Regions from separate parts of the Mus musculus genome. Here regions 1 and 3 are each linked to region 2. Evidence: chromatin loops called from intact Hi-C (ENCODE). Cell type or tissue: left cerebral cortex. All regions are shown on one strand.

Evidence for each region. A loop is a pair of places that touch in the nucleus more often than their neighbours do. Peaks named below come from ENCODE experiments on the same cell type or tissue, not always from the same donor. Only the 100,000 strongest peaks of a DNase experiment are listed, where the experiment ranks them.
Region 1: it touches region 2 in a loop (6-fold over the local background); 17 of 42 quality-filtered maps call a loop at or near these places.
Region 3: a loop joins it to region 2, with 7 times the contacts of the local background. A loop is called at or near these places in 5 of 42 quality-filtered maps.

The regions. Positions count from the first base shown.
Region 1 is chr19:41,316,739-41,319,238 of GRCm38, reverse strand. The region is part of intron 8 of Pik3ap1 (phosphoinositide-3-kinase adaptor protein 1); the gene reads left to right. Among named protein-coding and RNA genes, the nearest start is that of Gm52406, 35 kb to the right of the region's middle. In left cerebral cortex, CTCF peaks have their summits at 1,219 and 1,430 (motif pointing left); a DNase peak (open chromatin) is centred at 1,429.
Region 2 is chr19:41,480,164-41,482,663 of GRCm38, reverse strand. No RefSeq gene overlaps it. Among named protein-coding and RNA genes, the nearest start is that of Lcor, 1.3 kb to the left of the region's middle. In left cerebral cortex, CTCF peaks have their summits at 424 and 1,533; DNase peaks (open chromatin) are centred at 332 and 1,446; H3K4me3 peaks cover 855 bases; H3K27ac peaks cover 723 bases.
Region 3 is chr19:41,262,459-41,264,958 of GRCm38, reverse strand. Tm9sf3 (transmembrane 9 superfamily member 3) reads left to right here and starts at 955. Exons shown (of 15, transcript NM_133352.2): 1 at 955-1,200. The coding sequence starts at 1,105. In left cerebral cortex, no CTCF peak of the experiment used is centred here; DNase peaks (open chromatin) are centred at 473, 871 and 1,528; H3K4me3 peaks cover 2,414 bases; H3K27ac peaks cover 1,854 bases.

The DNA.
Region 1 (2,500 bases), 160 kb after region 2:
CCTGGCCCATTCCCTAGCCTGGGGGCTGTTGAACAATGAATTCCTTGCTTACTGACAGTGTCTGTTGACAGTCTTCATGCATGCTGTTCCCCCTCCTCCAAAATATGAATTTTCCCCATCGTATTGCAGGCCTCCCAAAGGGCTCCCATGCTCACTAGTGCTTCAGGGGATGCTATGGGACCAGACTCGTTGTGACTGGAAGGCAACCTGTAAAGTCGCTCAGGGTCAGGAGGGTCTGGATGTCACAGACCCACGGAGGTTACCGGGAAAGAGGCAGGCTGTAGGTTGTAGGGCACAGCTACTGTTTGGGTAGAGAATGAAGTGATGACAGTTTTAGTTTGCCAGATCATATAATCTCTGAAGTTTCTGACAGTTGGCGTGCTCTGGGTTGTTTCTGTGTCTGTGGTTACTGGGTCTAACCCAGGAATGATCTCCTCCCTTGATCTCTTCCCTGCTGGTTCAGAAGATGCAGCCACTCGGGCCTGGGAAGATTCACTCATTTCACCCACAGTGACTGCCCGGGTGAGATGACAGTTTCGTTCTAGAAGAAGCAGGACAGAGGGCAAGCAGACCCATCTCAGATGCTGCGCTAACATGGTGATGCCCACACATTTGCCTTCCCCAGAAGTGGGATGGCTGCTCTTATCTGTTCGGTCTTACCTGGCCATCCTTCTGGACCAGCAGAGAAGGGATTATTCCCCAGGTCGAACCCAGCAACCACAGAACCAAACCACACGAGCCTCTGCTTTACAGGGAGTAAACTACATGGTCCAAGAGTTAGTGACATCCCTAAGTCTATCAGGAGAAAACTGGCTCAGGAATCTGAGTCTTCAGGTCCTAGAGGAAAGTCTGTCTGCCACCACAGTAGGGTAAAGGACCCCCTAACCTGTCCTTCTGGGGTTGTGTTTGCTGCCCTTGGGGCGGACATGCCTCGGGAGCTGCTTCTGTATGTCTGAATAGCCAGGTGTGTCAATGCACACCTTTATTGTCATTCCTAATGGTAACTCTTAGAGGCTTAAAATCAGTGTTTTAGGGAAAGTCACTCACCACTTACTCAGACTATTGGTTCACCGGAGGCTTTAGTATGAGCCCGTGACTGTTGTTGGGACAAATATGTCCTTTTATTGATTAGCGTTGGGAAAAATGAGTTCTTCCCCAAAGGGAGCCTCAGACAACCACTGTGTAGGAAGGTCACAGAGGAGCTCTCAGTGTTTAATGAAGGGGAGCTAAGAGGAAAAACTGGAGGTCTGACCTGGGGATTATGGCTCTGTTCCACTCCCTTAGCTCCCTGAGCAACAGCCCCCACCTCCACCAACGTGTTGTCACACACCCTTAGTGCACACCCCCCCCCCCACCACCACCACACACACACCCTTTCACACTCTCAGTCTTTAGCTTAGATATGCTGCCACCAGGCGGTGACTGTGTGTCTCTGCCTCCAGGTCTTCCGTTTTGCTGCTTCTGATCTGGAGTTTCAAACCATCCACTTGCACACCTTCGCTGTGTAAGAACTGTCTTTGTTTAAGATAAAACAGCTCAATCACTGGATAAAAATCGAGGCACCTGCCCCTAACATGCTTGCTTGTTGTGCCTCCATCCTTGCCTTTGAGGATGGGTTATGGTCCTCACGTCCTGTGATGGGAGTCTTTCTTTTCTTTTGTCAGCATCACCCAATCAATGCCTCTGCTCTGGAAACCTGGGGAGCTAGTGCCTGGAGGCCCTTGTCCAGTCTGTTTCCAGGGTAACCCGCTGCTGCGTTATAGCTTTGCTTACTTACACATCTCAGAGTCTCACCTTTGTCTACGTGGCATAAGGTACAGCATCACGCTGCTAGGAACTTCTAACTCACAGGTGTCGCTGCAATCCTAGAGTGGCTTTCTGTTGTCTAGAATAAAACTTTTCTTTTGACCCCTGACCTTTCTGGGATCTGCCCCAGCCGAGGTTTGCAAGTGGCAGTGCGCACTGCCTTGGCCACAACCATCTTACTGGCTTCCCTCAGCAATTCCCTAGTAGTAACCGTGGTCTTGTGGCAGGTCAACTCTACTTTGTGGTTTCTTTTGCACGAGCTCTCTGATTTTACAGTCCCTGCTAAGAGCCAGGTTCCATCTGAGCCGGGGGGCACAGCTGGACGCTGTGAAAGACCTTGCAGCCAACACTGCAGGTCTCACTCTAGGCAAAATTGTCCAGTTATGGGTGGGCTTTGGAGACATGTCCCATACCCCATCGACATTATTTTTGTCCAGAAATCTTCCCTTCCTGCAGCTGCAGAGGCTCAGACATCCCCTTGGTGACCCGTTTGAGAAGATTCTGTTGAGCAGAGCTTGGAACTACAACAGAGGCATTAGTTCTGGGTACCAGGTCAGATCTGTACCATCTAGGGGTCAGGTCAGGACACTGGGTGCTTCCTGACCTCTCCCTGCTTGGTGAAAACACTGGATTAGATGTTGTAGGGTTAGTTAATGAGATAAAATTCTCTACCACCAACAGCCAGCCTCACCCT
Region 2 (2,500 bases):
CCTCCGCCGCGGCCCCGCGCACGCCCAGCCGCGTCGCCCGGGGCCGCGCACGCACCCGTGGCCTGGGCGTCGCGCCTCCCGCCGGGGGCGGCGCGGGGGCAAGGCTGCGCTCACCTCCCCGTGGCCCCGTGGCGGCCCGCTCCTCCTCCCGCCCGCCCGCCCGCCCGGCGTCCCCGCGCACCAGCTCTGCGTCCCACGTCCAGTCCCCCCGCCCCGCCCGGAACGGCGTCTTTCTACGCCGGCGCTCGGTCCCCGCGCCGCCCTCGCTCTCCAGGCAGGCCACGGTGGCCCCGGCCCTCCCCGGGGCTTTTGGGTTTTAAACTAGTCCCATCTATCACTTCCTACCTGCCTATCGGCCCGCACCAACTGTTGCAAGTTCCGCACCATTGCTTCTCGCAACTTCTCGGTCGAAACGGCTCCTCCCACGGGGGCGCCGTGCAAGAGCAGAAATAGGAATAAATGCCCGGATGCCCTTGGAGGCATTGAGCCCCGAGGTTTGCAAAGGTGAAGTGGATAATTTTAAGTTTTAAGTTATCGAAATGCTTCGCCGGTATTCATAAGCCCCAATTTAAAAAAAAAAAAAAAAGAAAAGGGTTTTAAGTCAAATAAAAAGCCTAGGGGATCTCTTACTAGCAAGACTGATCATAGTTGAAAGTCTTAAGAGAGCTGAGAAAAAAAAATGTGCTAGTAGAAAATGAATTTCAAACTTTCAAACAACAGCTTAAGAATATGTTGGGAAATATACGCCCAGATCCGTAGTTCAGGAAAGGACTCAGAACATTTTGATGAGAAAGGATTTCCAGGTGCCTTCTGGGATAATTAAACCACCTTGCACAGGGAGCCTTGTTTTGTTTAAACATCACACTATTAATTACTTGATTTATTTGAAAGAGAGGAGAAAGAGCAAGGAGGAAATAGGAAATGAAAAAAACGGAAATGGCTACTTACCAATACAAGCTAGGTGGCCTCTTCCTCACCCTTAGAATTTGAGAGTGCATTCCTTCTAAATATTTAAATGTAAGTATTTCTGTAGGTAAAACAAAATCATCACTTGACCTCAAGGATTCCACTGATGTGTATCAAGTCTGGGTCTTTGAAGGGAGGGCGCTCTGGCGTGGGAACGGGGGTAACTGCCCCTAAGAATGACTTGGTGGGTCTCCTGGATAGGAGTAAGATTACGGGTAGTAGGCACCTTCCATCTCAGAGCCAATTAGATTTCCACAATTCTCAAAGCCCGCACTGTTTCATCGCTTTAGACTACTACACCATCAGCCGACCACGATGGTGCACACCTGGTAATAGCAACAGTTCGGTGGGCTGAGAGGCAGGATTGCAAATGCCAGGCCAGCCTGGGCAACATAATGAGACCGTGTCTCAAAGCAAGACCCCTGGCAAATAAAGTCTTAGGTCAGACTTCGTTGAGTTTCTGTGTGGTTATTACTACCCTGGGTTAGGTGGGGAGAAGATCAAAGGGAAATGACCGCTAGCTGGGAGAAACCATCCCGTTCCCTATCTCTAGCGTGAAATTCCTTTCCTCACCACTAGGTGGTGGGTTTCAATCTTGTAGATTTTAAGCAACTTTCTGTGATGGTTGGAGAAAGTGTTTCATAAAACATTTTGTTGTTTTTAATAAGTGAGCAATGTACAAGTTAAAAGTAGTTAATAATATACTTTTCAAATCAGGATCCATATGTTTTAAAACAAGTCAAGGGAAATAGTTTCTCAACATAACCTCTTGGAACAGTGGTTCTCAACCTTCCTAATGCTGCGAACCTTTAGTACAATTCCTCAGGCTGTGGTGACCCCCAACCATACAATTATTTTGTTGCTTCATCATAACTAATTTTGCCACTGTTATGAATCGTAATGTAAATATTTTTGGAGATAGAGGCTTGCCAGCAGGGTCACAACCCACAAGTCGAGAACCCTTGAAGTCTCAACCATACAGATTCAGAGATTTCTAAGGGATCTCAGAGATTAATTCAAAGTGGAAACAAGCATTCTTGTTCCTTTCAGCCAGAAGCCCAGACAAGTCAGATTGAATAACAGAAGGTGTGGGGTCAGTAGAAGCAGGCACAAACCCAGAGACAAGTTTCCAATTCTGAACTTAATGCTATGTCCGCTGCTCCACTGTGAACCTCTGCTTCTACTTCATTTATTTAAAGTAGAGAACCAACCTATAATTGACTCTTCATGATGCTTTTTTGAAAGACAATATGCTAGACTGTAATGATGATGATGATGATGATGATGATGATGAAGAATAGTGGTTTTGTTTAGTCCTTGAGACTTTGCCTCTTCGGAATGTGAAGTAGGTTTTGCTCTGCCATCCTTCCCAGTGTACAGGTTGTTATGGTTTGAGTGTGAATGTCTCCCACAGACTCATGTGTTTGAACTCTTGGTCCTCCCTCAGCTGGTGGCCCTGATTTGTAAATGTTGTAGAAGCTTTGGGACAGGCACCCTAGCTGACAGATCTAGCTGCACATCTGGAGGACTGCAA
Region 3 (2,500 bases), 220 kb after region 2:
TTCTGCACAGTATGGTGGTATAGAATATTGGCTGTGAGGTATTACACGACCAAATACCAAAACCTGCCTGATACGGATGGATGAGACAATCTTCCTCTAAGTCCCACATTTAGAGAAGTGTCCTTCTGATCATTTCTGAGTCCGTAGTACGTTTTGGTTTGAGATGGGGCCTTGCTACGTAGCCTGGCAGGCTTGGTACTGAGCCTGTAGATAAGGTTGGCTCCAATCTTTCTGCAATTCTGCCTCTGCGGTCCTGGTGCCGGGATTACATGCCTGCACCGCTATGACCCGATTATTTCGTTTTGTTTTCTTTTCTTCTTTTGTCTCACGCTGTAACCCAAGCAAGTATGCAATAAACAACAATCAGTCCAGCTTCCCGAATGCTGGGGCTTACAAGAGTAAGATACCAAACTTAGCTCCTTATTACTACCGGCTCAGATACAGAATATGAGATCAAGTGATTGGAGTGCTGAGGAACTTCCGGACACATTTATGATTGAGGCTGAGAAAAACAATACGTAGGCAGATGAACAAGAATGTCAACTTAGCCCAGATCTCTTGATTGCATAGAAGTCTATAAACAGTACACGGTGATGTTTAAACACCCAACCGACCCTGTCCAAGTTTAATAATCATCGTCCATAAAGAAGCTTGCGGAGCCCGAGGTTAGAGGGAAGGGGTGTTCACGCACGCCGTGGCGAGCTAGGCGCCTGAGCCGATGTCACCCCAGCCCGCCCGCAGCCGGGCGCGCAAGGGCCCAGGCCCAGGTCCAGGCCGAGGCTGAGCAAGCAGCACAGCAGCGGCGACTCGGAACCCTTCAACCCCGCGGCCTGCGCGCGCCGGCGCCCCACGGCCGGCGACGGTTGCGGCCCCGCGTCGGGAGGACTTCCGGCGTGTGCCGGGGTGGCCGGATGACGTGGCTGAGTCAGAGGAAGAGGCTCGGAGGCCGGGGGGCGGGGGCGGCGCGGAGCGGGCGGTGACGGCGGCGGAGGCAGCGGCTGTGCCCGGGCCCCGTGCGTCTGTCCGCGCCCGGTGGATGTGAATCGGCGGCGGCGGCGGAGGAGGAGTCGGTGGGCCGGCGCCCGGCCTGTGGGAGCGCGGAGGATGAGGCCGCTGCCGGGCGCTCCTGGCGTGGCGGCGGCCGCCGCGTTGTTGTTGCTGCTGCTGCCCCGGGCTCGGTCTGACGAGCACGAACACACGGTGAGGCGAAGCGAGCCGCGCGGCCGCCCCCGCCCCAGCCCCGCTCCCAAGCCTGCCGCCCCGCCAGACCCGGCGTGGTCCGAAGGCCCGGGGGGCCCGGTGCAGCCCCGCGGCCGCCCGAGCGCTCCTTCCGGTCGGGCATGGCGGGGCCGGATCCGCGGGAGCTGGGAGGAGGCATTTCCGAGCACTCGGGGCTGCCTGGGCCTTGCTCCGCAGCTCCGCCTCTCGGGGCTGCTGCCCGGGGATCGGCCCGGAGCGGGCTCTGGACCCGGGAAACTGGACGCTGTGCACACAGCACGGCGGAGGATGGATGCGTGGTGATCCAGGCGCTTGCCAACCAGGAAATACCCATCGCTTCGCGCAGGGCTCCGGCCTCTTCCTACCCTTCTCTCTCCCTCTCGCCCGAACCGGATTTAAACCGTGGGGTGGGGACAGCTTTAGGGAAGTGGAGGTGTGAACGGTTTACACGCGGACACGTCTTCACCCTGCACGCACTCGGTCCCCAGGACTCCCTTGCAACTTTCTCCGCGCTCCGTGAGTGCCCAGAGGACGCCCTGTTCGGGTGGTCGGTCCCTAACTGGGACAGCTCTGCCCTTGTGTCACCCAGCCCTCAGGCCACACCCCCACTCACTTTTGCTTTTGGCCTGAAGTTGATTGGCGGTTTATTTAATTGTATCTTCACATCAAAGCTCGCCTATTAATGACTCTTGGAGTGACTTTCACCTAGAGCTGTAACGCTGTGGAATTCACTTATTTATTTTTTTATTCAGAATGGTAGACGCGGGGAAGTGTGGAAAGTCTGATAAACCTAGAAGATTGCTTGGCAAATTGGAGATTGTTTCAAGGTTTTTATCTGTATTGTGATTTTTTTTTTTTTGCCCGAGTAGTTGTGTATTTACTAAATTTAAAATATGTGGAGAACGTTTGGCTGTAGCTGATCGGTGACAAAATGGGAGTACGCTGCTTTTAAGGGGCAGACGTTAGATTTTGTTTGTAGTGAACAAAACTTTGTTTTGATTAGCCAATTAAAAACTCTAAATTAGGCTGTTGTATTTTCAGTCACTGCTAGAATCTAATTGCATGTGTATGCGAGTTTTTTTTTCCAGAGAAACGTTGAATCAGTAACTTTTTTTCTGCGACACTTGTGAATTTTCTCTAAGATATTTTTGGTTTCCTTTAAATTTCAGCAAGTATAGTAGTTTAAATAGTATTTGCCTTTTTTTTTTTTTTTTAACAGTTGAGTTTCCATGTAAAATCTGGAACTTGTTGTTAGTTTTAGATCGACCATATAGACAGAAAT